3 separate regions of the Homo sapiens genome follow, and all the other regions are linked to region 1. Evidence: chromatin loops called from intact Hi-C (ENCODE). Cell type or tissue: PC-3. All regions are shown on one strand. Each heading gives the region's core, and the rest is flanking DNA. Links, peaks and the distances in the headings are about the cores only.

Evidence for each region. Peaks named below come from ENCODE experiments on the same cell type or tissue, not always from the same donor. Only the 100,000 strongest peaks of a DNase experiment are listed, where the experiment ranks them.
Region 2: a loop joins it to region 1, with 2.2 times the contacts of the local background. A loop is called at or near these places in 5 of 110 quality-filtered maps.
Region 3: a loop joins it to region 1, with 3 times the contacts of the local background. A loop is called at or near these places in 2 of 110 quality-filtered maps.

Annotation. Positions count from the first base shown.
Region 1 is chr18:63,677,360-63,688,609 of GRCh38, forward strand. No RefSeq gene overlaps it. Among named protein-coding and RNA genes, the nearest start is that of SERPINB11, 20 kb to the right of the region's middle. In PC-3, for the core only: no CTCF peak of the experiment used is centred there; DNase peaks (open chromatin) are centred at 4,382 and 5,982; H3K4me3 peaks cover 1,086 bases; H3K27ac peaks cover 5,834 bases.
Region 2 is chr18:63,573,634-63,584,883 of GRCh38, forward strand. No RefSeq gene overlaps it. Among named protein-coding and RNA genes, the nearest start is that of SERPINB13, 8.1 kb to the right of the region's middle. In PC-3, for the core only: a CTCF peak has its summit at 4,908 (motif pointing left); no DNase peak of the experiment used is centred there.
Region 3 is chr18:63,771,262-63,782,511 of GRCh38, forward strand. SERPINB7 (serpin family B member 7) reads left to right here and starts at 4,157. Exons shown (of 8, transcript NM_003784.4): 1 at 4,157-4,455; 2 at 11,094-11,250. The coding sequence starts at 11,112. In PC-3, for the core only: no CTCF peak of the experiment used is centred there; DNase peaks (open chromatin) are centred at 4,100 and 6,540; H3K4me3 peaks cover 5,448 bases; H3K27ac peaks cover 7,424 bases.

The DNA.
Region 1 (11,250 bases), core at 1,112-9,111:
TTAAAAAACTTGGAAATACTTATAGGTTAGCAGGAAATTGCCAAAAAATGTATAAGGAAATTTTCTACCAGTTTCCCCCAATAACAATATTTTGCACAACTATAATACAAATAGAAAAACCAGGAACTGACATTCATGCAATCCAAAAGACTCTTCAGAGGAAGGGAAGAACTTCTCAGGGTTTAAAGGATGAATAGGAGCTCAACAAGTGGTTAAGTCTGAGATGGCATGCATTACAGCAAAGGGAGGAGACACGCAAATTGTGATGGGGAAAAGCAAATAATTCTGTTTTGCTAAAGCAAGAAATGCAGGAAGAGACACTCACAAGGGTGATGAGACTGGGAAGGAAAAATTGCCTAATAATGAAGGCTTCTTGTGTCATGATGAAAGACCTGAGTTTTTTTTCTGAAGGCCCTGGGGAGCTACTGAAGAGTTTTAAGCATGTGGGTGGTATGAATAGATCTGTATTTCAGGATAATAACTACAGACTTTTTTTTTTTTTTTTTTTTTTTGAGAAACGAGGGACCAGTAGTAACAGGGAGTAATAGGAAGCCCATTAGGAAGGTTTGCAATAATGTATCTAGGTCATGAGATTTTGAGCTAACGCAATCCACGGAAGGAGGAATATTTAAGAAGCAAAAACTACAGGGCTTGGTAGTGGATGAGGGAGGTAGGGGAAAAAGGAATCTAGGATGACTCACAGATCTCTGACTTACGTGGTAGGATTTAATGATGGTACCATTCACTCACATGCTCAGTTTGGGAATATTTGAGTTTAGCTTTTTAAGAAACATCAAGATGTAGGTAGCTGGTTTTGCTAGTACAGAGTATGGTAAAATAATCAGATTACAGATACATATTTGGATGTCATCTATTTGGGACGTTGTTAAAATAATGTGAGTGGTGGAGGTCACCCAGAGAGAGAGAAGACATAATATAATAATAAGGAAGCAAAGGATGAAAACTAGGGGAAAACTAGATGTTGGAAAGAGGAAAAGGAGTTGGAATGGTGCACTGAGGAAGATGAGAGAAGAGAAATGAAAGCTAGAAGAGAATGTTCAGCATACTAAATGCAGCAGAAATGTACAGTACAGCAGGTACCCAGACATTTTGGTTTCAGGACCCCTTTAAGCTCTTCAGAATTATTAAGGAAATCTCAAAGAACTTTTGTTTATGTGCATTTTTCTAATGATATTTACTCCATCAGAAATTTAAGCAGAAAAAGTTTAAATATAAACTTATAAAATAACATCTTAATATTAAAAAACATTACAACCATTGCATGTTAATGTAAATGACACATTTTTAATTTAAAAAGCTATGTTTTCCAGTATACAAAAAATAGTGGTAAAAAAGGCATTGTTTTACATTTTTACAAATCTCTTTAATGTTTGATTTAGTGTAATTATGTCTTGCTAGATTTATGTATCTGCATGTGCCTTCAATCTGTTGCAATATGTTGTTTTGGTTGAAGAATATATGGCTTCACAGAGATATGTGGTTTGAAAATAAAGGAGTTTTTTTTTTTTTTTTTTTTTTTTTTTGAGACAGAGTCTCACTCTGTTGCCAGGCTGGGGCACAGTGGCGCGATCTTGGCTCACTGCAACCTCCGCCTCCCAGGTTCAAGCAATTCTCCTGCCTCAGCCTCCTGAATAGCTGGGACTACAGGCACGTGCCACCACGCCCAGCTAATTTTTGTATTTTTAGTAGAGATGAGGTTTCACCATGTTGGCCAGCATGGTCTCAATCTCTTGTCCTTGTGATCCGCCTGCCTCAGCCTCCCAAAATGCTGTGATTACAGGTGTGAGCCACTGCGCCGGGCCTAAAGGAGAATTTTCATAAAAGCCTTTTCAATTAACCGTGATATTTCCTTCTTTCTTTCTTTTTTTTTTTTTTTTTTTTTTTTTTTTCGCAGAGTCTCACTCTGGTGCCCAGGCTGGAGTGCAGTAGTGTGATCTGGGCTCACTGCAATCTCTGCCTCCTGGGCTCAAGTGATCCGCCCACCTCAGCCTTGATCTGCCCACCTCAGCCTCCTGAGTAGCTGGGACTACAGGTGTGCACCACCACATCCAGCTAATTTTTGTATTATTATTATTTGTAGAGACAGGGTTTCACTATGTTACCAGGCTGGTCTCTAACTTCTGGGCTTAAGTGATCCACCTGCTTCAGCCTCCCAAAGTGCTGGGATTACAGGTGTAAGCCACTGTGCCTTACAGATATTTCTTTTTTATACTACACCAACATTCAAAAAGTGGTCTATGAAGCCAATTGTTGGAACAGAGAAACGGCATCATACTGGAGCCTTTAATGAGCAACATGCTTGGTGAAATGTTGGATTAGGAAAATAATTTAACCACATGGAAGAAAGATTTAAAGGGCACACTATTATCTTGGCCTGACCTTTAAATTAATAATAATAATAATAATAAAAATAATAAAAAATTATATCCATGGGACTGTAATACCATAGTTTTGAATTTATATTACTGAGTTAATTTGAGAACTGTCAAGCTAAGAAACTGACATAAAAAACAATATGATATACCCCCCGAGTTCCTGACAAAAACAAAGACAAAACTCCTCCGAAGAGCATTTCCTCAGCCTGGATTGCACAGAATTCTTCCTCTGAAGATAAGCTTCCAAATGTAATACTGCAAAACACTGGAGGAGGTGATCTCCCAAGACTTGCGTCAGTGAACAGAGCAAACAGAAAGATTCAACTTTCCAACAGCTTCAGATAAGAGAATATGATATTTTCATTCATGTAATTAATAGGGCTAAACAAAATGATTAAACATATAAAAGACATTAATGATTAAGTAATTAAATATATACAAGGTAGAATCAAAGCCACAAGAAACTCCAAGACTGGGTAGCAGGAAGCACAGTGATGGATGCCCAGCAAAGAGGAGACTGAAGGTGAAAGGCAAGCAGGAGGGGGAGCCGGTAGGTAATTTACCCTATCGAATCCTCAGCTGTGTGAGAACCAGCAGCAGATGAGAGGGCAAAGGTGCCTCACTGCACATGGCCCCATGAGTCTTAACTGTGCTTGAGAGTGCATGGACAGTCTAGTCCAGACTTAGTCAACAGTTTATCTGTATCCAACAGAAAATATCCTTCCTGGGACTTGTCCTTCCCATCCTGAGTCAGCCTGTCTTTATACAGCTATTGAAAGTGGAGGTAGTATATTCTCTGAAGAGCAGTCTTAAACAAAAATATTCAAAAGCTTGAGTTAAGAAAAGATCAGCTTGCAATATCAGAACATACTGAAATATACCTGATTGTTTGAATGATGGATGAGAAGAAGCTTCTGAGTCACCTCCTTTGAAGTTTTCCAAATGAAGAAAGCATTCAGGTTTGAGTGCAAGAAAAGCCAGGAGGGAAGGCTTATGTAACACTCTTTTCATTTGTGTTAGTTAAAATTTTTGTTTTGATGAGTACTTGTCCAAAAGAAGGAAATCAGTGCATCAAAGAGACACCTACACTCCCATGTTATTGCAGCACTATTCACAATAGCTAAGACGTATAATCACCCTAATCGTCCATCAACAGATGAATGGATAAAGAAAATGTGGTAACTGTGCACAATGGAATACTATTCAGCCTTAAAAAAGAATAAAATCCTGTTATTCACAGCAACATGGATGAGCCTGGAGGATGTTATGTTAAGCGAAATAAGTCAGGCACAGAAAGACAAATGCAGCATGTTTTCACTTGTGTGTGAGAGCTAAAAAAAATGGAGGTCAGTGAAGTAGAGAGTAGAATTGTGGTTATTAGAGGCTGAGAAGGATAAAGGTAGGGGAGGATAGAGAGAGGTTGGTTAACAGGTACAAAGTATTAGCTAGATGGGTAGAATAAGTCTAGTGTTCTATAGCACTGTAGGGTGAATATGGTCACCAATAATTTAGTGCATATTTTTAAAAAGCTAGAGGAGAGGATTTTGAATGTTCCTAACACACAGAAATGACCAAGGCTTGAGGTGACGAATGTTAGCCAGAATGGATCACTACACATTGTACACATGTATTAAAATATCACTAATTAATCAAGTCTGTTTTGTACACTACTCTATACCAGTATAGTCCTAGGGTATGTAAAAGATGAAAAGTAAAATGAGACCAGAGTCCATGCTCATGGTGCTCAGCCACTCATTTGGTAATATCTGCCCATGAATACACATTAAATAAGTAAATAAGTAACTTGAGAGGCCAAGACATCAAATGTGTTTAGTCAATGTGCAAATATATCAACATTGATTCTGTGTGAAGGTGCCCAGGAAATCTGAGACCATTATTTAAACACAATAAATCTAAAAACCTTGGCAGTCTTTGCACTATTTTGCCTTCATTGGCAAGTTCCAGTGATTCCGTGAGCTTTTGTTCTTTAATAAGTTGAGCAAATATGAACTACAAATGGTGTCATCTTGTCTCTATTCATTGTGTTATGTAATTGGAAGAAGAAATTCTGTTTGTTTCTTGCCTGTAAAACAGACAGGCAAAAGACCAGTCTTCTGGCATTTGTACCTGGGTCAGTTACAGAATCTCATGATTCAATGCTTTATAGACTCTCTTGCTTGCTTAATAGCACAGTATCTCATTTCCTGGAGTCTATGGGCTGACATTAAAAGCTGTGAGAATCAGGTAATCAGATAGCTGTTGGTTCCAGAATCATAGACTCTTGGACCCAAAAAGGACCTCAGAAGAAAAAGCAGCAAGCGTAAATTACAAAACATACTTTGAGGGAGAAAAAAATACAAGCTAATTAATGATTTAGCAGAACAAACAGCAGTATAAGTGCTTTCATGGGTCTGCTGAACTTTGGCCACTCACAGGGCCACCTTTAGGCCTCAGAGATGGGGCAAGACCAGGTCAGAGAAGTGACTCCAGCAAAGCATTAGATACAACTGCCTTGATTTGCAGCTGAAAAATATGAGGCCAGAGGATTTTCCCAAGATTGCCTGGAAAACAGGACTAGTGGTCTGGCCTCGATGAAATCAATCATGGAGGACAAGTTTGATCTCCCACAACCCTGCTCCTACTGGAGCCTGTTGTTTGACACACTTTTTCTTTCCCGTTAGCTCTGGCATCTTCCTTTCTTCTGCCTTCGTCCTTCTCCTCCCTCACTGCCCATCTCTTTATGCCTCCATTTTGATCCCTCCACAATGACTTCTAGCTCCTTTCACTCTTCCTTCTTTGGTATATTATATACATTTTTAGTATTTCTATGTTTATTAAATCAAGTACTCTGTTTTGAATTATTTTTATGAGTGGATTTGTTAAATATTTTATATTTATCTCTCTAAACAAGATTACACTAATTAAATTGTTGTGTGACCCAGCATTTACTCTGTGATCTGGATACCACCTCCCTATCCCAACAAAATAAGAACTAACAAAAACCAACAACATTTTTTTTCCCTCCCTGTTCCAGATTCTCCCTTTTGGATCTCAGCACTGAAAAAGTCCTCCTTCCCTCCCTCCCTCCCTCCCTTCCTTCCTTCCTGCCTGCCTGCCTGTCTTCCTGCCTGCCTTCCTGCCTGCCTTCCTGCCTGCCTTCCTCCCTTCCTCCCTCCCTCTCTCCCTTCCTTCCTCCTCTCCCTGCCTACTTCCTTCCCTCCTTCTTTTTCTTTCTTTCTTCTTTCTTTTTCTTTCTCTCTTTCTCTCTCTTTCTTTCTTCCTTTTCTCTCTCTCTTTCTTTCCTTTCTTTCTTTCATTCTTTCTTTTCCTTCTCTCTTCCCTTTTTTCTTTCTTCTTTCTCTCTCTTTTCTTTTTCTCTCAATAAATTCTCAGATAAGACTCTATTGTACACACAAACCTCGGATAACAGCAACATATCATGTTCACTATTTACTGTTCTCAGCATTATTCAGTACACAGGTTGTAAAAACAACAAGGCAAATGGATAGGAACTCCCAACAGTTGATCTGTGTATTCTCTGAGTAAGCCTTTCTTTGAGAAGCTGAACCTTGCCTCTCCACCCCATTAACGCAAGCACTGTGGAATGCAGTCTTTAAGGAGCATGGGAACACAGAGGGTGGTGACAGGCTAGGGTGGAGGGGTGGTGATTTTTTGTAAGATTGAGAAATGCAGGAAGCTGATCAGCCTTAGTAAGTCAAACCAGCAATACTGTTTTAAAACCCAGGATCTGTGGCCATTAGAGGAGGAGTCTAATGGGGTTCCATTTATCAGAGATGCCTAATTTGGGCACATGGGCTTTCCATTTCATTACAGACTCAATCTCCTGCTGCTCTAGCCAATATATAGGCAAAAAGGCAGCTGAGTGAGAAACTATGTTTTCCGGACAGAAGCTTCAGGGTCTGTAGGTGACAAGAGAATGGTTTCCTAGGACAAAGGGTAACTAGCCGCAGAGATTGGACAGCTGTGGAAGAAATCACTCAGCTTTCAAGACAGTTGAGGAAGACACTATATTAAAAATCTGAATTGCAGATGGAAACTCAGAATTTTCTATAATAAACGAGTAACATGGACTTCTCAATTTTAATTTTTATTATTTAGTTATTTTTATAACAGCAGCATTAGGACCCCTCTGAAACTGTGGCAAAAGAGGGTTTATAAAGCCTGCATGTCACAAAATCGATCTGATCCAGCCCAGCCCAGCCCAGCCCATCCCACCACTTCCTACATGATCCGTGCAGGGAAGATCCCAAAGGTGGGGAATTTGCTGTATTCCTTGCTGTATGCATCATGCTAGTGCAAAGCAGTCACTCACTGCTTGCAGAGTGCAGCGCACAAGAATGAGGTCTGGTATAAAGAACGTGATTTTCTATTCCAAAGCTAGCTTAGGGGAAGAAGTATAGGCTTCCTGCCTTAAGGGTACTGCTTCACTTTTGGAGCAGAAAGCAGGGGATTTTAAGAGGGAATGTGGCATGAATGGCACGCAGGGAGGGAGTGAGCTGGTGGGGAGTCCATGTGACTTGTTTTGGTATTTGACCTACTGGGTGGTTGAGCTGGCACCATCATGGTCAGAACTAGATTGTAGAGTGGTCTTGTCTCCAGATTCTCTCCAGGTGGGAGAGAATTTTGTAGCAGGCATACTTTTGGTTATAAATTGACTATTGTCTCTCAAGGCAATCTCCTGGTGGGAGATATTTCTGCCCTGGAGCTTTTAAGTAAGCACATGGTTAGATAATTTTGCCTGTTGAAGGGAAGGTAAATGGTTTTAACTGCATTTCTAAAGAGCTAAGTAAGAAGTGGGGGAATTGGGGAAAGGGAGGAAAGAGAAAAGAAGAGAAAAAAACCTCATTCTATATCTCTTAGAAAAATTGGGATAACTCAGTTACACTAGAACAGTACCTTGCATGTTATAGATGATCAATTAATATTTGTTGGATACCCAACTAAGGCTTTTGATGAATTTACAGTGAGAAAGAATTAGGAATGAAGGCTGAAAACCACTATATATCATCCCTTCTTTGTTGTGCACAGGTATGTTGTCAACTAAACATGCTCATTCCACAGAATGAGATCAGCTAATCCTTGATTTCCCTCATAAAGTTCTGATGTAGGATTTTTCTTCTTGCTTGCTTTGCAAGCTGAAGATCTCTGGCTGGCAATGCCCCACCTGGGCCCCACTCAGCCATGCTGGCATGCCCCAACTTGCCTGTGTTATAGCTTGTACCCACATTCAGCGATCCCTGAGCTCTTGTACCATACTCAAGAAGAAAGAGGATACGCAGGACACTGAAGAGTGAGGAGGATGGAAAAGAATTTTATTGAGCGATGAAACAGCTTTCAGTGGAGAGGGAACATGGGAGTGGTCCCCCTACCTGAAGGTGTGAAAGTCCCTCTGTGGCTGGGTCCAGGGTCTTTCATGGACTCAGAATGGGGAATGCATGCTGATTGGTTTGTGAGTAGCAAAAAAGTTTAAAGTGAAGACACCACTCAAAGGTGGGCATGACAATGTAGAAAACCAATTAGGAAAGGGTAGGTATATGTAAAATAGGTTAAGGGTGGGGACCAATCAGAGGAAAGCATGCCAAATAGGAAAACAAGTTCTCAATCTGGTCTGAGGATTTAACTTGTAGCTTGGCTTTCAGGCTTTAAACTGTCTTTGGCTTGGAGGTGGGGTTTCACCGGGGACCCGTCCCTATCTGCCTAGGCATTTGGCTGCCTCCTGCCACCCTCTGTTCCATATTAAAGGATTTTATAAGAGTAGTTATCTCAACTAGGTACACCTTTCCTAATGACTTCAGCTAAAGTTCTGGTAGAATGGACAGAACACGAAAGCACACTCTTTTTTCCACTTGCATAGAGCCAAACATTATAGGGAAGAGAAACAAAAGGAAATATCAGCTTTTCTTGAACATTGTTAAAAATTTCCTTGGTGTTTCACGTACCTGCTGCTGCATAATAAACAATCTTAAAACTAAGTGGCTTAATATAACGACCATTTTACTTGTATGCAATTCTGTGAGTCAGGGATTCAAACAGAACAGTGGAGATGGCTTGTTTCTGCTCTGCGTTGTGTCTGCTAGGGCTAGAAGGTCCAAGAAAGCTCCTTCACTCACTCACATGCCTGGTACCTCTGCTAGAATTTCTGGAATAGTTCGAGGCTGGCTGCAATGGCTCAACTGGGAAAACGAGCAGGCTGTGCTTCTCCCGATTGACTTGTTTCTTTGATTCTTCTCTGTTGTTTCAGGACCTCTTCCTTTCCACTTGCTCCCTCCTTGTGGTTTTTTCACATGCTTTCTCCAGCAAGACTCAAATGGTGACTATAGACTCCTAAGAGCATGAATTGAAATGATCAGGTCTTCTTAAGACTTAGGCTCAGATGGCCAGACGTGGTGGCTCACACCTGTAATCCCAGCACTTTGGGAGGCTGAGGCAGGCAGATCACCTGAGGTCAGGAGTTTGAGACCAATCTAACCAACATGGTGAAACCCTATCTCTACTGAAAATACAAAGATTAGCCAGGTGTGGTGGTGCATGCCTGTAGTCCCGGCTACTTGAGAGGCTGAGGCAGAAGAATCGCTTGAACCTGGGAGGTGTAAGCCGCAGTGAGCTGAGATCCCGCCACTGCACTCCAGCCTGGGCGACAAAGAAAGACGCTGTTTCAAAAATAAAAAAAGAAAAAAACAAGAAAAAAACTTAAGCCCAGAAAAAAGCACAACATCATTATTATTATTTTTAAACTAAGCTGTTTAAGTTTATAGAACAGTGGAATAGAAAGTACGGAGGTTTCCTATACAATGCCTCCACCCTGCCCAGTCACAGTTTTCTCTATTATTAACATCTTGCATTATTGTGGTACATTTGTTACATCTGATGAATCCATATGATATCTGATTATTAACTAAAGTCCATAGTTTACATTAAATTCACTCTGTGTCACATAGTCCTGTGGGCTTTGACAAGTGTATAATGACTTCTATCCACCATTAATTATAGAGTCACACAGAAAAGTTTCACTGCCCTAAATGTTCCCTGTGCTCCACCTATTTACCCCTTCCCAATCCATTTCCATGACTTTGTGAAAGTTGCAGATACTAGGAAGAAATCACTTTTGTCAGACCCAGACAAATCAGGTCTGGGAAGACCCAAAGGAGAGGAGACTCATGCTGACACGTCTGAGAGAAGAACTGTTTCAAAGGACTTTCTAAAACCTCTTTCTCATCCTTGATGCATCTCCTGCTTTGATAAGGTTTATTACCAGAAATTCTTTATGATGCACTAATTCAGACAAGATGTTCTTAGAGGAACAATTTCCCAGCATCTCCAACAATGAACTAACAACAACTCCAGCTTTGAACCTCTGGAACAGATGAACCCAATCTCTAAGTGGCTTATGTAAATCTCTTTTTGCTAAAAAGCTTCCCTTAACCTTCCCTCTTTGAATGCACTCGTGGCTTGCCATTCCATGCATTCCAGGCTATAACATATTTAAAGAATAACTTTCTCTAGTGTGTGCATGTTTCTTTTTTAGGCTGACACCTTAAACCCTTGGCAACTACTGATCTTTGTATGCTCTCTATAGTTTTGTCTTTTCCAAAATGTAACATAGTTTGAATCACACAGTATGTAGCCATAGGTTGTCTTCTTTCACTTAACAATATGCATTTAAAGTTTCTCCATATCTTTTCATGGTTTGACGGATCTTTTTTTAAGTGCCGAATAATACTCCATTGTGTGGATGTACCACAGTTTGTTTACCCATTCAACTATTAAAGGACATTTTTGTTAGTTCCAATTTTTGACAATAAGTAAAGCTTCCATAAACACTTGTGTGCAGGTATTTGTGTGGCATAAATTTAAGCTTATTTGGGTGGATATAAATTTCAACCTATTCAGGTAAATACCTAGGAATGCAATTGCTGGATTGCATGGTAACACTATGGTTGGGTTTGTTAAAGAGATTGGCAAGCTGGGGCCAATTTGGCTGAATAGAAACAGCTCTGGCCTTCAGCTCCCAGCAAGACCAATGCAGAATGTGGGTGACTTCTGCATTTCCAACTGAGGTACACAGTTCATCTCATCAGGATTGGCTAGGCGGTGGGTGCAATCCACTGAGAGCAAGCCCAAGCAGGTTGGAACATCGCTTCACCTGGGAAGTGCACGGAGTTGGGGGCCTTGCTCCCCCAGCCAAGGGAAGCGGTGAGGGACTGTGCTACCCATCAGGGGTACAACGCTTTTCCCATGGATTTTTGCAATCTATGAATCAGGAGATTCCCTCATGAGCCTACACCACTAGGGCCCTGGGTTTCAAGCACAAAACTGGGTGGCTGGGCAGGCACTGAGCTGCAGGAGTTTTTACATACTCTAGTGGTGCCTAGAACTCCAGTGAGAAAGGAGAACAGTCCACTCGCATGGAAAGGGGGCTGAAGCCAGGGAGCCAAGCAGTCTCGCTCAGTGGATCCCAGTCCCATGGAGCCCAGCAAGCTAAGCACCCTGGCTTGAAATCCCCATGATCAGCACAGTAGTCTGGAATCTTCCTGGGATGATCGAGTTCCCAGAGGGTTGGGGAGGGGGGAGGGCTGACCACTATTACTGTGGCTTTAGTAGGCAGTTTTCCCCTGACATTGCTAAGGGGACTGGGAGGTTTGGACTTGATGGAATTCCCCACAGTGTAGCAAAGTGGCTGTGGCCAGACTGCTTCTCTAGATCCCTCCTCACCAGGCAGGGCTTCCCTGCAGGAAGTCCACCAGCTCCAATAAGGAGCTTATAGACAGAACTCTCATCTCCCTAGGACAGAGCACCTGTGGGGAGGGGTGGCCATGGTCCCAGGTTCAGCAGA
Region 2 (11,250 bases), core at 1,725-9,724, 100 kb before region 1:
TTAGAGTTTCTGGAAATAAATTTGATTATTGCAATTAAGTAGATTGAATAATAGAATGAAAATAGCTGAAGAGTTAGCTAGTAGATTGAGCTGTGGAATTGTACAAAATGTAGAATAAAAGGATAAAGGGATCAAAAGTATTTTAAAATGTTGGCCAGGTGTGGTGGTTCATGCCTGTAATCCCAGCACTTTGGGAGGCCAAGGCAGGCAGATCGCCTGAGGCCAGGAGTTCAAGACCAGTCTGGGCAACATGGTGAAACCTTGTCTCTATTAAAAATACAAAAATTAGCTGGGCATGGTGGCATGCCTGTAATCCCACCTACTTGGGAGGCTGAGGCAAGAGAATCACTTGAACCTGGGAGGTGGAGATTGCAATGTGCCGAGATTGCACCACTACACTCCAGCCTGGGTGACAGAGTGAGACTCTGTCTCAAAAACAAACAAACAAACAAACAAACAAACAAACAAACAAAACACACCTTAAAATGTTAAAATCATGTAAGGCAGTTTAAAGGGTTTCAACATTCATTAAGGAGCATTTCAGGAAAAAAGAACAGAGAGATAACTGAAGAATAGAAATACTCAAAGAAATAAGAAAAAAAATGTACAGAATTGAAAACAGTCATGCATTCTCTTTTGAAAGGGCCCATTCAGAACCCACACTTCCACACTGTGGCAAAATTAAAGAAGATAAATGCAAAAATAATATATTCTAAAAGCCTTTTGTGTTAAAAGTTCAAATTTATAAACTGGAACGAGAATCATATAGAGTTTAGCTTCTCTTTGTCCTACAAGAAGACACAGAAGAATATTTTGAAGTTCTGGGAGAAATAAATACTGTAAACTGAAATATTTACCCATAAAAAGTTTTATTCAAGTGTGAGGGCAAGATGCATGAGCAAGCACTCTAAGTTTACTATCTGAAAACTTTAACCTAAAGGAATGACCAGAAGTTCTGCTCCAAAAAATTTTTTTAAATGAATTGGCTAAAAAGTATGGAATATGAGTAGCAGTGATGCAAAAAAACAGAGTAAAACATGATTGAAGATTAAATTAGAAATAATAATTTAAGAATTAAAACTTAGATGATCTCACTTTGAGAGGTAGAAGACAGTAGGCTTGAGGAGTGCCAAGGGAATTATAGAGAGAATGGAAGGAAGGAAATAAAACCTCTGGGGTTCTTGTTCTTTTCAGGGGGTGATGGGGAAAATAGTCTAACCCTGGACATTAATTTAAAAATTATATACAATATTTATGTTAAACTAAACAATAACCAGTCAAAGATTGAAATAGAATGCATAATCTCCAAAACAGTAGAGGGAAAAAGAATGAAAAACACTTGGAAAAAATTCAAAGGAATGTAAAAAAAAAAAAGCAAGAAAGCATAGCATGTACAAAGCATAAAACAAGACAGCAAATAAGTCCAAATATGACCAGTCTCAAGAAATGTGGATGTCTTAAATTGGCCAGTTTAAAGAAATACTGCATTAAAAAGACAAAGATCTACTTATAGACAATTTATAGGACACAATTCTAAAACAGTAAAAACAAGAAGATTAAAATAATGATAGAGAAAAACAGACACTAGAGAAGTATTAAAAAGAGAAAAGCAGAAATAACAACAATAACATCGAAAAAAATTCTACCCAAAGTCCAAAACAGTTATAAGAACAAAGATAAATATTTCAGTTTGATAAAAGATGCCATGTGTTAAAACTAAAAAGTAATATCACCTAATAGCATACTTCGAAAATACTAGGAGGTATAAGTAAAAGAAGAAATTGAAACATCTACAAAAATATTGAATAACTTTCACACACCTTTTCTAGTGATCAATAATTTAAGTAGAAAAAATTACACAGAGAAAAAATTAAACTTTTATTTCATTTATTAGAAAACAGAAAATAATTAAAATGCATAAATTGTTTTTTCCTCCAGAATTTTGAAAAAAGAACAACATGCTTCACAAACCCAAATAAAGGTAAAAATAATAAAGACGAAGGCAGAAATGTAAAAAGTGAAAGACAAAAGCTTAAAAAAATTAGAGTTATGGCAAAAAGAATAATGACACTAACCAACAATTTAGGAACAAGAGAGGGATATATACTATTTTGTATTTATGGAGGTATACCTTTAGGGTAAATTCCCAGGAGTTGCATTGCTGAGCCAAAGTACAATTGCATATATAATTTTCTTAGCTATTGCTAAATCCAGGTTTTAAGGATTACACCATAGCACTCCTATTAGCAATAATATGTATCTGCCTATTTCTTCACATCCACACCCACAGAATGTCATAAAGGCTTTGGGTGTCTGCCAAACTGATAGATAAAAAATACTATAGTAGTATATATTTAATTTAAATTTCTCTTGTTTTGAGTGAATTTATGAGCATGCAATCACATGTTCAGTCATTTATATATCTTTCCCTGTGTTATGTCTGTTCTTTTTTTGACATTTATGTAGGTGCATTTCTTCTTGATTTAAGAGATTTTTATGTATTAGGAAGATTAACCCTTTGTATTAGAATTAGCATAAACCTTTCCTCGGTTTGTCAGTTCTCTTTGACTTTGCTTATTAACTCTACTTTAAAATTTTTTATAAGCTGAATATACCAATCTTTTCTTCTATTGCTTCTAAATTTTTAAAATCAGGTTTTCCCCACTTCCAGGTTTTAAGGTATTTACCCACACTTTTTTCAATTACCTGTATAGTTTCATTTAAAAAATTTAGATCTCTGATCCAATTGAAGCTTACTTGGCATGAGATAAATATGAATACTATTTTAATCTTTTTCCAAATGGCTATTCAGTTGGTCCAATACTACTTATTAAAACATCTACCTCTTACCTCCAGCCAGGGCTGTGAATTAATCTACTTGGGTTAGTTCTTGAAGGAGACACTCCCTAGTCTTGGGGGTGATAAGCTGTATTAAAAAAAAATTATCGGCTGGGCGCAGTGGCTCACACCTGTAATCCCAGCACTTTGGGAGGCTGAGGCAGGCAGATTACTTGAGGTCAGGAGTTAGAGACCAGTTTGGCCAACGTGGTGAAACCCCATCTCTACTAAAAATACAAAAATTAGGTGGGCATAGTGGCAGGTGCCTGTTTCCCAGCTACTCGGGACACTGAAACAGGAGAATCACTGGAACCCAGGAGGCGGAGGTTGCAGTGAGCCGAGATCACGCTATTGCACTCCAGCCTGGGTGACAAGAGTAAAACTCCATCTTAAACAACAACGACGACAACAACATCTATCTTTCCCTTTGGGATTTGAGTTGCCACATTTATCATATACTCAATTTCCATATGTGGTTAGGTCTGTTGATGGATTTACTAGCCTCTTCCTTTGGTCTGTTTATTCATGTACCAACATCAGTGTTTTAATTATGGAAGCTTTGTTGCTTTTCCTTTGCAATGGTTTCCTATTTATTCTTGTTTGTTTATTTTTCCATATGAACTTTAGAATCGTATTGTCTTGTTATTTTACAATTTTTTCTCTTTTTAATTTTTCCTTGTGATGTTTAGGAAAGTTTGTATTTTTGTTCTAGACATTATTTTTATACAATATTATGACCTAATGGCCTCACGGTACTCTTTTATTTACTTAGGCTTTTATCATTTTTAAGTGATGTCTTTTGACACCCATCTACTGCCTAATAATCAACAGATTTATATTCTACCTTCTAATTTCTTTCTAGCATTTCCTCTCACTTTATTGTCATTTTTTTTACTTTGGCAGCCCATATAAAACATAGAACATTTATATATTACTTTCCTACTCTTATTCACATGTTTGCTTTAGTCTTAGAGCTATAATAAAATATATTTGTGCTGTCAGTCTTTTGCTAAAGTTTCTTCTTCAATCTTTTTTTTTTTTTTTTTTTGGTTACTGGATGAAGCTCATCCTCTGGTAGATTTCTCAAGAAGGGCTAACAAGTACAATATTCTCTAAGTTCTTGACTGTTTAACATAGTTTCTTTATGGTCTTGAAAGACCATTCATGAAAGAATACTTTTTGGCATATAAAATTCTTGGTTTGGACTTGGAATCTCTTTATTGTTCCACTGGTCTGTATGTTGTTCTCAAGAAGTCTGATGTTAACTTGCTTTCTTTACTTTATATTGACTTGATTCTCTCTCATTCTCTTTCTCTCTTCTCTTTCCCTCTTTTTCTCTTCTCGGCAGATGTTAAGACTGATTTTCCAGAATATGTCTTAGACTTTATCATTCAGGGTCAATTTTCCTAGTTACATTGTAGGCCATTTCAATGTACAGATTTGGGATTTATTTTATTTTTGAACTGTTTTCTTGGATTATAGCTGTAAATATCATTTCTACTCCACTGTTTTATTTCTGTACTTCAGAGACTATGGTTACACATATTTTAGATTTCTTTGCCTGTCTTTATTTCATTCTTTTATGCTTTTACTCTCTTTATTTTGTTTTTGTTCTCTAGGCTATTTTTATTTCTCTTCTCTATATTCTTTATTGTACTTTCTCCTGTAGGCAACTGGTAGTCTAGGCCCATTTCTGAGATGATTTTTTTATTTCCATCATTTCTATTTAATTCAGACATAGCTCATTACAGTACTTTCTTTCTGTGGTTATTTTGTTATTCATATATATTCTGAGTTTTTTAAATTATGACTTGAAGCATTCTTCATATTCGCAATCTCTTTCCAAACAATATTTAGTTCATAAGCTAGTGTTACACTACAGCTTTATTCTCCCTCATGATTGATTTCTTGGGTAGTATCTCCATGGCTAAAAGTTTTAATTTTCACCGTTTTCTTTGTATAGTAATTTTACATATTTGTTTGGTACTTTTTCTTGTTCATACTGAAATGTGCAGGATTTTTGGACTGAAAAGGACAGGCAACTTTATGAAGGTGAGTCGGGGGCCATACTCTGTTTTCTTGGTGAAAGAGTGCCCTCTTCTGTCGGTACAGTGAAGTGCAGTTTTAAAATGGTGTCTTACTGCTATGCTTGTTCATCTGAGTTTTGTGCAGAGAGATTTGAAAGTAGGTGTCCTCCATTATACTGAAGAATAGTTCCATCAGGGGAATAAATATTGGTAAAAAGAGGCCAAACCATTATGCAGAGGTTTTATGGTCATCTTTCTAGAAAATCTAAGCGAATAAGCTTATAATTTACCATAAAGAATGTTCTTCAAGATGGTTTGCTAGATATCCAAATTTTTTTTTCTTATACACCAGTAATAACTATTCACCAACACAACGCCTTATTCAATTCATAGCACTTAATTTTATTTGAGATTATCTTGTTTTTGTTTATTTATTGTTTGTATCACCCCCAAAGAATGTGAATTTAATGAGAGACTGGACCTTTTACATCTACATCTTATTCATTGCTTTACCTCAGTACCTAAAGCAATATCTGGCAAATAGTGGATGCTCAGGAAATACTTGTTGATTGACTGACTGAATGAATGAATGGAAAACCCAAAGACTGTATTCACAAGAATATCAAAATGATAAAATATCTATAAATAAATTGAACAAATTTATTTTTCTTGTGATGAATAACACAAATATGGAAACATTAAAATGTATACATATAGCTCAATAAATTATCACAAAGTGAGCAACCATGGAGCCACCACCCAGATTAAAAAAATAGAACATTACCATTGCTCTAAAATTCCCCCTACATCCCTTTTTAATTATTACTTTCTACCTCCTCTTCAATATGTAACAAATATGCTAACTTGCAGCACTATACAGTTGACCCTCAAGCAACACGGGTTTGAGCTGCATGGATCCGCTTGTACTCAGAGTTTTCTCAAAAAATATACTGGAAAATATTTTGGAGATTTGGGACAATTTGAAAAAACTTGCAGGTTTTTCAAATCACAGATTTTTCAAATTGCTGTACAGTCTAGAAATACCAAAAATATTAAGAAAAAGTTAGGTATGTAACGAAGGCATAAAGTATATGTAGGTACTAGCCTATTTTATCATTTACTCCCATAACATATGTACAAATCTATTATAAAAAATTAAAATGTATCAAAACTTGTGCACACGAACACTTACAGATAGTCATACTTGGTGCTACTTGCAGTTAAAAGAAACAAGAACAAAAGTAAAGATGCAATGTTAAGTCATAATTGCATAAATTAGCTGTAGTACATAGTGTATTACTGTAATAATTTCGTAGCCAACTCCTATTGCTATTACAGTGAGCTCAAGTGTTGCAAGTATCTGTTTGAAGCACAGTGTGAGGACAATGATCTCTGCCTGAGCAGCTCATCTGTCCAGTAAGTTGTGTATGACAATAAAAAGTGATCTCTCACAGTTCTTGTGTATTTTTCATCATGTTTAGTGCAATACCATACAGCTTGAATAACATCATGGGACCTGTATGAAGTGCCACCAGTGATGCTGAAAGTGTGCCCAAGAAACAGAGAAAAGCAATAACATTATAAGAAAAAGTTGAATTCCTTGATATCTACCATAGATTGAGGTCTGCAGTTGCATTTTCCCACCGTTTCAAGATAAATGAACCCAGTATCAGGACCATTGTAAAAAAAAGAAAAGGAAATGCGTAAAGCTGTCTTTGCAGCTACACCAGCAGATATGAAAACTTTACACTTTTTGAGAAACACGTTTTCATTTTATATTGAAAATGCAGCTTTTATATGGGGGCAGAATTACTATAAGAAAGGCACACCTATAGACTCTAATATGATTAGAGAAAAACCGAAGTCATTGTATGACAACTTAAAGCAAGAGGAAGGTGCAGGATCTAAAGCTGGATAATTTAATGTCAGTAAAGGATGATTTGATTATTTCAGAAAAAGATTTGGCTTAAAAATATCAAGATAACATTTTTTATGACCAACAGGCAGCAAATTCCCAGTTGCCATAAGAAAATAATTGAGGAGAAAGGATATCTACTTGACCATGTTTTTGAAGCATATCTAAGTGCCCTATTCTGGAAAAAAAGGCCGTAAATGACATGTATTAGTAAGAAAGAGAAGCAGGCATCAGTGCTTAAGGCAGGAAGGGATAAGCTAATGCTACTGTTTTGTACAAATACAGTTGGGTTTATAAGATAGCACTAACCCCCAACACTTGAAGGGAAAAGACAAATACCAGCTGCCAGTCTTTCGGTTGTACAAAAAGAAGGCCTGGAATATGAGAATTCTTTTTCTGGATTGATTCATCAGTGCTTTGTCCCTGAAATCAGGAAGTGCTTTGCCAGAAAGGGACTGACTTTTAAAATTCTTTTGCTATTGAACAATGCCCCTGGTCACCTAGAACCCCATTAGTTTAACATCGAAGACGTCGAAGTTGTCCCCTTGCCATGAAACACAGTATCTCTAATTCAGCCTCTAAATGATTACACACAGTACTCCATGGAAAGTATTGCCAACGCTGTAGAAGAGAACCCCAGTAGAAAGAACACTCTGGAAATGTGGAAGGATTATACCACTGAAGATGCCATCATTGTTATAGAAAAAGCCATGACAGCTGTCAAGCCTGAAACAATAAATTCCTGCTAGAGAAAACTGCATCCAGATGTTGTGCATGGGCCGGGAGCAGTGGCTCACGCCTGTAATCCCAGCTCTCAGGGAGGCAAGAGGCAGGAGGATAGCTTGAGCCCAGGAGTTCGAGACCTGCCTGGGCAATATAGCGAGACCCCGTTCTCCATAAAAAGGAAGAAACAAACAAGCAAACGAACAAACAAACAAACAAAAAACAAAAGACAGATGTTGTGCATGACTTCAAGGGATTTACGACAGAACCAATCAAGGAAACGACGAAAAAGATTGTGGATACGGCACACACACACACAAAAGGTAGGGGATGAAGGATTTCAAGATATGGATCTTGGGGAAATTCAAGAGTAAATAGATTCCACACTACAGGAATTAACAGAAGACAATTTTATGGTGATGAGTGCTTCTGAACCAGCTCCAGATGGTGAGAAAGAAGACATAAAAGAAGCAGTGCCAGAAAACAAATTGACATTAGACAATCTGGCAGAAAGTTTGTGAGTACTCAAGGTTGCTTTTAAATTCTTTTTTGACATGGACCCTTTGACAACACAGGCACTGAAGCTAAAGCAAATTATGGAAGCAGGATTTGTACCACGTGGAAACATCTTTAGAGAAATGAAAAAGAAAAAAAAAGTCAGAAATGATGATGTATTTCTATAAAGTTGCACCAAGTCTATGCATCTGCTGCCTCCCATTCTGCCTTCTCCACCTCTTCTGCCTCTGCCACTCTTGAAACAGCCAGGCCAACCGCTCCTCTTTCTCCTCCGCCTCAGCTACTCAATGTGAAGATGACGGGAATGGACTTTATTGATGATCCACTTCCACTTAATGAATAGTAAATATATTTTCTCTTTTTTTATTTTCTTAATAACATTACCTTTTCTCTAGCTTACTTTATTGTAAGAATATGGTATGTAATACATAGAACACACAAAATATGATTTAATAGACTATGCTATTGGTAAGTTTTCTGTTCAACAGTAGGCTATCGGTAGTTAAGTTTTTGTGGAGTGAAAAATTATACGTTGGTAATCTTTGTCTTTGATTGTAAACCAGGGGTGATTTTTTTGCCCTCTTCATGCTTCCTTTGTTTTCTACAAGTTTTATATATCATGAACATGTATTCTTGTAATCAAGGACAAATATTTAATAGCTGTGTTAAAATATTATTGTGAAGGGTAAATACACACACACACACACACACACACACACACACACACAAGCTGGGCACGGTGATGCATGCACGTAGTCCCAGCTATTCAGGAAGCTGAGATGGAAGGATTGCTGGAAGCCAGGTGCCCAAATCCAGAATCTAACCTGGACAACATAGTGAGACCCCATCTCTAAAAAGAAAATTATAAAAATAAAAAATTATACCTGGATTTTCAACTGTGAGGGGGGTTGGCATCGCTAACCCCGTGTTGTTTAGGGGTAAACTGAAGTTTAGTTTTGTCTGCTTTTGTACTTTGTATAAAAAGAATCATACAGTATGCGTTCTTTTACATTTGGCTTCTTTTGTTCAAAATATTGTTTGAGATATTTATCTTTTTTTTTTTTTTTTTTTTTTGCCTGTAGCTTTAGTTCATTCATTGTCATTGCTGTGTAGGATTTCACTGTGTGAACATACCATTATTTACGTGTTATGCTGTTAATGTACATTTGGGTTTCCAGTACTTGGCTATTATGAATGCTGCTATGGGCACATGTCTCTTGGTGCCCATGAGCACACATTTATATTGGGTAAATATCTGGGGTGAAATTATTAGGTCATGGGGTGTATCTATATATATCCAACTTTGGATATATATGTATCTCCAACTTTGATAGTGTTTTTTGATTAATAAAAGCTTTTAAATTTTGTGTTGTCCAGTTTGTTAATTTTTACTCTTACTGTAAATGCTTTTTTGTGTTTCAATTAGCTCTGTGATCCATTTAGAATGGAAATCTGTATATGGTGTGACGTAGTAGTTAAGATTCCTTTCTCCCCCATGTAATTATCCAATGAACTGAACATAATTTATTGAAGAGACCATTCTTTCTCCACTGCTCTGCAACAAGCTTGAACAAAATCAAGGTGCACACGAGCATCAGTATTTTTCTGGGCTTCTGTTCTGATCTATCCTTTGCCAAAAACCATTCTGACAATTAATAATAAACCTTGCTATCTGACAGAGCAGGTATTATCTCTTCCTCCTTCTCTTTCAACAGTGTCATGGCTGTTGTTAGCCCTTGGCTATTTCATATAAATTTGGAATCAGCTGGCCAATTTTTTGAAAAAATGAGCTTCCTGAGATTTTGATTGAGATTGCAGTGATTAATTTTGAGAAAATTGACATCCTTACAATATTGAGTCTTTTAAATCACAAATAAAATATACCCCTCTATTTACTCAGTCTTCTTAATTTCTCTAAATTATGTTTAATCTTTTTCTATATGGAGTCTTAAACATCTTTCATATTTACTAGTTACGTGATGCTTTTTTCATTATCTTAAAACAATTGACATAAAATTATATGTATTTATCACATACAAGGTGTTTTGAAGTATAGAACATTGCATAATGACCAAATCTAGCTAATTAACATAGTATTACCTCACATACCTTATTATTATTATTATTTTTGAGATGGAGTCTGGCTCTGTCGCCCTGGCTGGAGTGCAGTGGTGCTATCTCGGCTCACTGCAACCTCCACTTCTTTGGTTCATGCAATTCTCCTGCCTCAGCCTCCCGAGTAGCTGGGATTACAGGTGCATGCCATCACGTCCAGCTAATTTTTGTATTTTCAGTAGAGACGGGGTTTTGCTATGTTGGCCAGACTGGTCTCTAACTCCTGAACCCAGCTGATCTGCCAGCCTCGGCCTCCCAAAGTGCTGGATTACAGGTATGAGCCACCATGCCCAGCCTCACATAGCTTTTTTATACTCTTTTAAATAATATATTAAAAATGTTTCTAACTGTGTGTTGCTAGTATATTAAAAACACTTGAGTTTTTATATTGACCTTGTAGTCAGCAATCTTGCTAAACTCACTTTTTAATTCTCATAACATTTACCTCAATTCCTCTGTGAATGATTCTATTTTTCTTTTTAAATTATCTTACCTTTTAAATAATTATCTAATTCATCAGTTAATTAATTGCTTTATTGCACTTGTCAGGGTCTCTGGTTCAATTTTGAGTGGAAGCAGCGGCGGTGAACATGCTTGTTTTGTTTTTCATCACAAAGAGAAAACTGGTTCTCTCTCTCCTTTGTCTCTCTCCCCGTGATTTCTTTCTATTAACTATTGAAGGACATGTAAGATGATCATACCGCTTGCTCATTATGTAAAGATGAAAAATTTTCCCATTTAACATATTAATTCTAAAGAGTCCCGATCTAAACCCCAAAAGTGTTTTTCATAGGTCTTGATAAACTAATTAAAAATTTTATCTAAAGAGAATATATGCAAGGTTGCAAATAAATTTTTGGAAAGCAAAAATAATGAGGGCTTGGGCTAGATATCACAACACTTTTGTCATAGGTGAGGCACCCTAGAAGCAGAGCTAAAGACAGGGATTTTTCAGGTAATTTTTGGGAAAAGCGTGATGGGGAGCATGCTTGTTTGAAAGAAGCAGAACAAGGCAAGGGGAAATGTTAATCATGTGGTTTCTGCTAAAGACTGGCTTCAGTCTAATCTTGTGGGGGAGGTCTGGAGGAGAAGTGGCACTATAAAGTTAGTCTTACT
Region 3 (11,250 bases), core at 1,098-9,097, 94 kb after region 1:
GGCATGCTTTGTGAAATCCTTAGGGAGGTCTCTTCAAGGAAGCCTAAGTGAATGAAATGGGATTTGTGTTTTCTTTGAATATGGTTTCCTGCATAGACTGGATCCTGGTGGCTCCCAGTTTTTATTCTCAGGTTTTACTTTTATTTTATATCTTATTTATAATGATTGATAGAATTGTAAATGAAATGACCACAATAAGATAAACTTTTAATAGTTTCCTAATCTTATTAGACTTCCCATTAGCTTATACTTATTTCATGTGTTCTTATATGTTTCACATACACAGAACATATTGTTTTTTTCTTAAAGACAGAATTGATACATGCTATTGCAACCTCTGCCCGTAAATTAAAGGCATCCTTCTAAGGGTTCGCACGGGTTGGAAATTTATTACTCCAAAAATAGTCAGGAAACTACTCTGAGTTGAAAGGGTTTACTTTTGTTTTTGATAAGGTTATATATGGGATTCTCTGTTTCTCATAGACCCTTATGAGAACAGATGGACTGTGATTTTTTTAAGCAGATTTTGTGGGGATATTTATGAATAAGTCAAGATAGTAGCCATATTGTCTTCTGACTTCTAAGGATAAGTTTAAAAGGATGTAGTGGGAGACAAGCCCAGAAATGATCAGGAAGGCTTCATGGTTCAAAAAGGAAAAAAAAAATCATAGGCACCCTAGGATCTATTTCAGCTGCTTCTTTTTTTTTTTAACTTTTATTTTAAGTTCAGGAATACATGTGCAGGTTTGTTATACAGGTAAACTGCATGTCGGCAGGGACGTTGTATAGAGATTATTTCCTCTCTTAGGTAATAAGCGTACACTTGAGGCTGGAGGGCGGGAGAAGGGAGAGGATCAACTGCTTCTTATTTGAGAAAGACACAACACAAACTTTCTGAGTCCTACTTTTCTCATTTGTAAAATGGGAGACTTCAACTTAAATAATGTCTAAAGTTTCCTTTAGCTTACTATCTATCTATCTATTAATAAAGGAAAAAATTGGATATATATTTACTTTCAAGGCCACTGAATTTGCATATTTAATTAAAATTAAAGTGAGGATTTAAGCATCACTCTGCAAATGGAAGAATATAGGTAGAGGTTTTAAAGCTCCCATTTACAAACCCAACAATAATTTTAAAGGATAAGAAAATAGAGGCTTGTAGGAAAATTAGATACATCATTTATATTTAACTTTGCCACTGAAACTGGTCAAGGTAAAGCTTAATAAATTTAAAGGTTTAGAATATTTACTTTTTCATGACAAATAATGACATTCAAAACGTGATGATAAAATAATTTAGGAGGTGAAATGGGACCAATTACTGCATTTCTTTGGGAAGTTGAAATCCTGAGGTAGAAAGTGAACTTTAATTTGCTTCTAAAATTAGATTTGGATTTTGTTTAGAAAACCTCCCTGTGTTTGTTCATGAATCTCATAGAACTAAAAGGTTTAACTAGAAAAGGTAGCACTGATAACAATAGTGATTCTTCAAGAATTTTCCATTTATTATTATGTTGGTTGGGGCCACGACAACGTGATGAAATGATGTAGCACAAATAAGTGGAAACCAACAAGGCCTCCTGCAGTTGGAATTCTGATCAGAGAGATGATAGGAAGTTCCGCTGATTGCATTCATTTAAATGCATAAGGACAATATTATATCATGTTATTTATTGCCAAGTGAAAGCTGCGATTATTCATGTCAAAAGTAAAAGAGAATCAGAAGAAGGAGGAGGAATTATAGCAAAAAGAGAAGAGAGGGTAAATATTTACATGTAAACAAGAGACATAGAGTAACTGAATTCCTTTGTGTCCTGCCCACAGTAAAACGACAAAGAATACATCAAGAAGTAAAAATAGACCTAACATGCAATCACTTAGAATGAATTCACATGATAGAATCTGCAATTAAGCCATGGAACTTGCCACTACAAGATTTTCTTCAAATAGATAGATTAGAAAGGTTAGATTTGGTAAACAGAGTTTATATAAAAATTTCAATGTCTGGAATTTGGACCAACAAAAACCATATCAAGCAAACAAATAAAACACAAATGACATCAGCTTCCAGGGAATAGGTTTATATCTTTTAGGATGTGCAAAGAATATCCCTAATTTGGAACATTAAGTATTCCCAGGTCATTTCCATTTTCTGGGCACTACACTAAATCTAGCACCCCTTACCATGCCCTCGCCATTAGTATTCGGTCACCAAAGAATTCTTATATCTTCAGCCTAACTACAGAGCTCTATGTAACCAGAGTTCACAGCCTTCTCTACTGACACCTCGTGTAATCCTGAATTAATCCCTAGTAGTTTCCTTAAATCCCTCTTCAGCCCTGGGTAAGTGAGGACAAGAGACAGTAAAATGTAGGTTATTACAGTTCATGTTTCCTCATCTATATGCATGAACTGGCAAGGCCAATGGAAATTTGGATTATCATTGTATGGCAAGGGAGAATAATTAATGTAACACGCCAGTCCACATGACTGCTTTCTTCTCATACTTATGTCACTTTGGGATTGGTTAATTGTAAATCAACTGTTGCAAACACAGTAGTGGGAGGGATGTCTGAGTTAATGTGAAGAAGAAAACAATGGTGAGTAGAGCCTTAATTATGGATGACTCTTGGTAATTCCAAGAAGATTATCCAGTATGTGTGTCACGTGGGTCCCTTGCCTTTTACCTATTGACCATTTCACCACTTGAAAGTACTTTATATCCTCAGTAGGTAAGAAATAGAAAGGATATGGGATTCAAAATATTCAGCCTATGAACACTGCAATTAGAATATGGAGAACAGGGAATCCATTTGTAGGCTCATTTTTTTTTTATATTAACAACAACCTTCTCCTTCAGAAAGTTCACCACAACTGCTAAATCAAAATTAAATTTCAGGGATTTTCTGCAACTTTACTTTTCTCTATGATTATTCTACTCATAAACAATCATGGAGGTGAGCAATAACTACTTTATTCGATTTTGGATAAGTTAACAGGACCCCCTTCTTCCTGGGAAAGAGGCAAAATTGCACAAAATTGAGAGGCGAGCAACTGTAAGATGATGGTACCTTCTAATTCCAATAGCTTTTTACAATAGAGAACCCAGTTACTTGGATAAATGTTGGCTGTACTTTTGAAAACACTCAGGCAGAAGGACCAGGCTTGCAGTCATTTCCATGCATAGCAGGTGAAGGTAGGTGCAACATACAGCTCAACCTCATGATGCTACGGCCAGAAACTGAAATGTGTTTTTGCCCCTGTGTGGCATGTTCTGATGGCAAAGGTGTAGGCAACCAACTGGGCCCAACCTACCTTTCCCTACACCTGGTCACTTTTCAAAGTGCAAACCCACTTTAACAAACTCTAGCCTGTATTATAGGAGGAAGGATCTGGGTGGTGCAGACGTGGCTTTCCATTGCCAGATCAGAAGGGTGGAGGAGAGGCTGGCAGGATGACAAGAATGAATGAACACACCAAGTTTCAGCTCCTATCTGAAGCTGCTCAGTTCAGGTAAGCATTTAGAGAAGCCAGTTGCAATAACTAACAGGGCAAATGTTTCTCTGGAAAATTCCAAGCCAGAGAAAATTGAGAAAAAGAGGGAAGGATGGAAAGCAGTACAAAGAGAAGCCAGCTCAAAAGGTTAGAGGTCCAGATGAAAATCTGAGATTGGAGAATGATAAAAAACATTGTGTGAGATTCTATTTTAGGTCATTATGCTAGGGAAATTTACACAGGATAGGGTTGAAAGAAATTAGGCTATAAGATGAGTGGCAAGTTGCAATAAAATGGCACCCTAAACTCACCAAGTCACTGTTGTCACTGCTATCTTGCCTTAGTTGATTTGATGTCTAGTTAGTCTATTTGTGTGTTTCTCACAGAAGAGTATGTTTTGACCCAGGCTGACAGATACTGTTGATTCTGAAATTTGTTTTTATGGTTATGTTAAAACCATTGTCATTATAAGAAACAGAGATGGGAATATTGCCTCCTGAAATCTGATTCACATACAAACTGAATGAACTACATAACAACCACCTTAGTCAGATACTATTTTGAAACCTGGTTCAAAACCTAAATGCTTATAAGATTCTTGAGAGACAGTGCTGTGCTCTGAGTCATAGGGAAGCCATCCCAGAAGCCAGGTCTACTCATCAATAAGCAGCTGCCTGTGCAGAGTGCAGGCTGCACCTTTGGACAGCCTTTAAAACTGAATTCTCAGAATTTTAGAACAAATTTTTGTCTAGAAATGCTGACTTTGGTTCATTAGGTAGTGGTAAAACAGGCTCCCTTCGAAGCTCTCCTTCATCACCTTCCTAAGTGCATGGGGGAAAATACCTAGGGCTCAACAGTCTTGAGAAGTGTGGAAACATTTTCTTTGTGAGTGAGAACAGATCACCTAGAGAAAGGAGACCAGATTCCCATCACTGCTTCTGGGTATCAGATGCTAGCGTGAGTACACTGTTGATTTGCTTATCCAATTATTGATTTACATTATTGCTCTTATCTTCTGTTGTAGGCAAGAGGTAAGTTCACTAACGAATCTCAAGGAAGATGTAAATGGCCAATGATCATGCTCAGAGGCCTGAAATCTCTCCAGGTCGCCTCCTTGGAGGGATGCTTTTCTGGTGGGGCAGCTTTTATCACCATACACAAATGTGCTTGGGTTTGGATTCTGCTGGAGAGAACACTGTGACCCGTGGTCTCTTCCTTGGGCCATGTCAGTCAGTCTTGGACTTATTTTGCATCCTATTCTTTACCTCACTGATGCCTGTGTATCCTTGGCTTGGTGTCCCAGCCCATTGTCCATCAAAACCTGCTATCAGGAATAGATCAATTATCAGTTATACACAATGCGCCATGACCCTATCCCAGAGGCATTAGGTCATTTGGCTTCATGTTTTTTTTGTTGTTGCTGTTGAGTTTTAAAATAATGAAATATAATGTAGCTACATAAAGATGAATTCAATAGATGCATACAATTTAATAATAGAACATCACCAGAACCTCTAAAACCTCCCTCCCCATTCTTTCACCAACAAAACCTCCCCACCCACTAGGGGTAACTAAAGCAGTTATATCCGTGGCTTAGTCTATCCACCCATGTAAGCATCCATTAAAAAACAGTTTTGTCTGGTTTGATCTTTTCATGAAGGGCATCTTACTGTGTGTATTCTTTCGTGCCTGATTTATTTGCCTTCTAAACCTTACTTCTATCAGTGGCGTGGGAGCTGATGGCTACTGCTGTGGTGATTTCAGACAGTCTTGAGAAGATGAGGGTAGAGTTTTGTGGTCAGAAACCTTCTTGTGTGCCTTAAGATAGTGCGAATTGAAAGACCATGTCCTGGTATGAAGCATAGTTTTTGGGTATACTAGATAAACCAAGGTCTGTGAGAAGCTCTGGTAGACAAAGGGAAGAAGTGGGTCCCAATGGACGTCTAACAAGGACTGGGGGGTTTAAATCATTAAGACTATGATAATTTTATCCACAGTTGATCTATAAAGTGTACTATGATATACTTTTCACAATGTAAGCTTTCTCTGGAGTTAATAATTATCAAATTTGCTCATTTTTTGGATATTTATTTGGTTTCTAAGTTCCTATCACTAATGTATTTCTTTTCTGATGGGGGTAGATATCCCTCTCCATGTGTTCAATATATTCTAACGCATCTCTCTCTCTGATAGCATATTCACCTTAGAGAGCTTCAAACAGTCAGCATACTCAATTTTAGCATTAATCATACAACGAAAATAAAGGCAGTATGGGCAAACACTTGTGGGAAATAATGTGTAAGATAAAGTCAGAAACACTATGTGAGGTACAACCCTACTTCTCTTGAGAGGGACAGCTCACCTGCCTCCCTTAAATACAATGTTCCCCAAATACAGCATAAATACCATGTTAGTGATTATACACATACATAGCAACACACACATATATATATGTGTGTGTGTACTAATGAAAATGTAATTGGTGTGAATTTTTATTTTATGGATGAGAAAAGGCCCACTCTATTCTATAGCACTTTGCTTTCTTCACCTCTCTGGGACTGCAGTGCTACTCCTCTATGACAGTTGAATTTATAGATGTCAGAATATGAATTATTCCAGGTGGGGCTCGGTCATATTCATCAAATACCAAAATCAGAGCAGGGAGGAATCAAATAAACAATAACAAAAATCAGTAACTACATTTCCACATGTAAGAAGTGCCAGTTGTGCCTTAATGTAAGGATATCTAAATTTACTACATAAAAATACTATGTGATACTAAATATCAAATGAAATAACATTTCATGCTAAAATTTGATTCATTAAAAATATCTATTTGACTACTTTGAATTAGAGCTATAGCTAATATTCTACAGACTTCTTTTAAATTGCTCTATAAAGCATCTGAATATATTTATTTTAATGACATTATTTAAAACTATCATGGCCATCATAAAAAAAAAAGTAGGGAGTGTCTGAGTCAGAGGCTTTATATTTCAGAGTAATGCAAAGAACTCTTTCAGACTCACCCAACCAGCGGCCAACTTCCTCTATGAAGACAGTAAGGTAAATACTTCTGAAGTCCATAATTTAAAGTCTGGCCAGATCCTTTGAAAAAAGACACACACACACACACACACACACACACACACACACACACACACACAGACACAGAGAGAGAGAGAGAAATAAATCTTGGTTACTTTGTGTCTGAGACATTAAACTCATCACACAACATCCAGATCGGATAATGGTCCTCTTGTCTGCTTCTCCACCTTACAGCTTGTCTATGACTGATTTAAGTGGTGTCATGGGAGAATGGCATGGGAATCGGATGCCAGCTGAAAAATTTGTGTTCCATCTTTGAAGAGATAAGTAGGGATTATGTGCAAATCTAGATTCTATATTTCCTGTGTTCTTATTTAAGGCATTATAGGTTGGAATATACTAGATTTTGAGATTAGAATTGAACTCTTTTAAGTGCATAATATACTAATTTGATTAGAGGTTGATCAAAATTTGAAACTATGTTTTTAAAAGAAATACAAAGATTTTAAAATATTTCTTCCAAGAGTATCTGTATAGCATCGTATTTGACTTATTGATAAGAATAAAAATTAATCACATTCAAGGGATTATTCATTTCTTTCCTATATGTATATCCTAATTCAGTAAATATAAAAGCTTTTTTAAAAAATAATGTGTCATGAACTATAATTAATTTTCTATATACAGGCAAAAGTATCCTAAGACTAGATAATACTTTTATCAAGCATTTAAGGCACATAATTTATCAGTTAGGTGTAATAAGTTTAGGTCCATAAAATAGTATCATAACTTTATGTTTTATTGAATGTGTTTTGTGCCTGAATTTTCTTATGCTTTATTTAAAAACTACTTTTTGCTTTTTATTAAACTTTAAAAAGAAGGTTTAGTGAGAAAATATCTATTTTTATTGTTGTTTTGATGCTAATAATATATTAGCTAAAGGATGAAAGGGATAAAAAAGTTCTCAGATTGAAATAGACCATAAGGAATCAAATAGGCTTCAGGCTGCCATGGACTTTTAGACCCTCAAGTCTGAAGTTTGGGATGTAAAAACATCCATGAGTACGTGCTAATTTGTGTTAACTTTAAAATTATAAATTAATTGCATGCTTGTTTGTTAAGCTAAAATATTTATGCAAGAAACATAAGAATATAGTATATTTTTAGCAAAATGAAAAATCAGACTTTAAAACCAAGTTCTTTTATGATTTGAAAAGAACTTTCCTGCATTGCCATGTCCAGACAATGAAATACTGGGTGGTGTCACACTGACATCTTCTTTAGGTAGCTTTAATGTGGTTGTTTTCCTTTTCAATTTCCTTAGTTATTTAACTGGGACTCAAGTCAATTGGTAGCTGTTGGTGGCTGTTGGTGGCTTGCCTGAACTTAGTTTATTTTTGTTAATGTTTTATCTATTTAAGTTGCTTTGAAAGTATTTATAGGGAAAGGAAAAATCACAGTTTTGGTCTCATGCTAATTTTTATTTATGTGTCACCTGATGAAAACTTGGAGGTATAAAACAATCAGTTCAGTCTTAAATATAATTGTTTATTTGCCAATAAGAATCAGACTTTATATCAGAAGAGGAGAAACAAATCTTACTTTTATTCCTGGAACTTAAACAGTGCACCTGCATAGAGAAAGATAATAAAAATAATTATGTGAAATGGAACATACTTTTTGGTATTTATTTTAAGCATACATGAACATGTCTGTACAAGAATGTTAAAGTATATGCTAGTTAGTATCACCTATCATTTTAAGAGTTATGACTTGAGAATTCATAATTATCTAGGAATGTCTTGGCTCATGTTTCTCTGTCGTGATTTTTTTTTTCTAGTATGGTTTCTCTGCCATAAAACTTACCTAAGCTAAACATTTATGTACTCTGTATCCTGAATGAATACATTCTTGTGTAGCTTCTCTTTTGTTCAATAAGATTATAATTTCATCAATAATTTACCATGGAAATAGGAAGCCTGAAATTTTAGAAAATGAAAATTTGTGATTGGTGCTTAGAAAGTAATTAAAGAATACTATTCAAAAGTATAATTTTTTTTTGCCCCAAAGGATAAAATAGTAAGGCATAATTTGTAAAACAACAAGAAGAATTGGAACTTGAACAAAGAAAAATGTATCTTAAAGTATATTTTTGCACTTTGGGAAATGATAGCTTCCAGACCCCCATTGGCCCGTGCAAGCAGGTTTCTAAACAGGGTCATTTAAAAACCTTTCAGGTCTTATTTTAAAAACTCTAACTCACATTTTATGAAAACATTAAAATACACCCAATCTTCTATTAAATATATTTTTCACTGTAAATACTTTGAAAGGATTAATATGACTTTGCTTTTGAAGTTACTTTCCCAAGAACAATTCATTTCATTTACTACTGTCTGATTTTCGGCAACCAGCATGAAGCCTTGGAAATTCTTTAGGATGGAGAGAATCTAGCACACAATTTCCTTCTAAAATTAATGAAATTCTTATGAATACTAAATAGAAAAATCAGCATAGATTTCATTTTCATATATTTAATTGTAAACTTGTTAATTTTGATCTTATTTTTTCATATTTTAGAAGGAATACTTATCTTTAGGTCAAAAATATGAATTGAATCCCTTAAACATTTGAGGGCCTTTAGCACTGCTAGTATCACTCACTGTATAAAGCTGCCCTTTTCCTGCCAACTCGCATCCTGTATACCTAGTCCTAACTTTCATTGTTTCTCGTCTCCTTTGTTGCAAAGAGTTTCTCCTGTAGCTTTAATCACAATTGCCACAACTTTTTACCCGGGATTGCTTGGATTAGATATAAAATCAACATACATTTTTTTCTGGGTAACTTTTGAAAGAACATAGGTGTTCTTTCTTAGAGTAAAGATATGTGGGGTGTGAATGATTTTCTCACCTTATGTGCCTAGGGTGTAACTGAGGAGTATGACTTATAACGAATTCTATATAGCTGAATTTGACCCTGAAAAACAGCATCATGTAGGGTGTCATGCCTCAGTGGTGTTCTCTGTGCTTGGAATTCCAAAGAGCAGAGTATGGGTCCCTCAGGGACATTCTTTCTGGAAATGTTTGCTGTCTTTTAGGACAGAACAGGCTATTACCACTTCACAGAGAATAGTAAATGCAGCAGCTTCAACTCATTGAACGTCTACTCTGGATCATGCATTGTACTAGAAAAGTTTTTTTTTAATTTTTTAACTCAAACTCCCATTTGACATAATAAAAGTTAAAAAACTTATTTTAATTTCATTTACAATTTTAAAAGGCCTTAAGTATTTGCAACTGTGACAAAGCCAACACAATGGCAATTTTAGAATGTTCTTCTTTCAGACTGCATGGCTCTCCCTCCTTGTGACCCCCTTCCTCACCCACAACATGCCAGTCCCCAGATGCCTATGTGTGCTCTTCTTATGGAGCAAAAGGTACAAGGAAGCATGATTTTCTGTTGAGAATCGCTATGCTAGATCCTGTACATAGATCATCTCACTGAACAAGATGAAACTTAGAAGTTCAGAGAAATTAAAGACTTGACCCAGTTCACACAACTATTAGCAACAGGGTTGAGACTTGGATGAAGTCCCCTAAGGGTTTGTGACTCCTGGCATCTGCAACACCTGGCACCTGCCACACCATCAGATGTAATATCATTGGACATTCATGAGGAATAATTTGGAGAATTCATGTAAGTTCATGTAGTCTGAGACAACCCCAACTGCTATTTTGAGATCAATTTGAGTTGAGGAGAAATTCTGCAAAAAAAATTACCCAAGTGGATCCCTGAAGAATTCCATGGTGGTAGCAACCGTCTGTATTGCAGAAACAACATCATGAATTTGAAGATAATCTCCACTTTGTTACTGCACCCTGGGTTCTCTAGGAAGAAATAGGCCTATGTGTTGAAAAGTCTTGTACATGTTCTTGATACATACTCTGATAATCACACTTTGCATTCCAAAAAAATCAGAAAATGGTTTTAAACAAATTAATGCACTTATGGGACCAATGATGCATAATACTTAAAATTAGGACAGTTTTGAAAAAAAATAGAATGTATGATTGTTCTAAGAATTTACAGAGGCCTTAATGGAAAGAATGGGTTAAAAATGATGTGTTAAACCTCAAAAATTTAACATTGTATTGAATTACAGATGGTTTAGAAAGCAAAGGCTGTAGTGCCTCAAATAGACTGTCTAATATTGTAATATTTACTTTTGCTCTATTTCAGTTCAGAAATCTGGGGTGATTTGAGAAATAGTGAGCCCCATGAATGTGTCTGCTTGGGGGTTGGAAACAGGCCACTCACAGGCCACTGAGGACAGAAATGTCCACCAACGAGAAGAGATAGTTTTAGGGTATTAGTGACAAGGATACTGGGCCAAGGGAACTTTTCCCTTTTTGTTAGAGTTATTTGATGATTACCTCCAAGGCTGAAAAAAAATGAAGCTTTAAATTATAAAAAATAAATAAATCTAAAAATATAATATTCCTAGAAAATGTACCGGGAACTAATTTCATTTTCTCATTGTCCTCTAGGCTGCACTCCATTTTGCAATGGCCTCCCTTGCTGCAGCAAATGCAGAGTTTTGCTTCAACCTGTTCAGAGAGATGGATGACAATCAAGGAAATGGAAATGTGTTCTTTTCCTCTCTGAGCCTCTTCGCTGCCCTGGCCCTGGTCCGCTTGGGCGCTC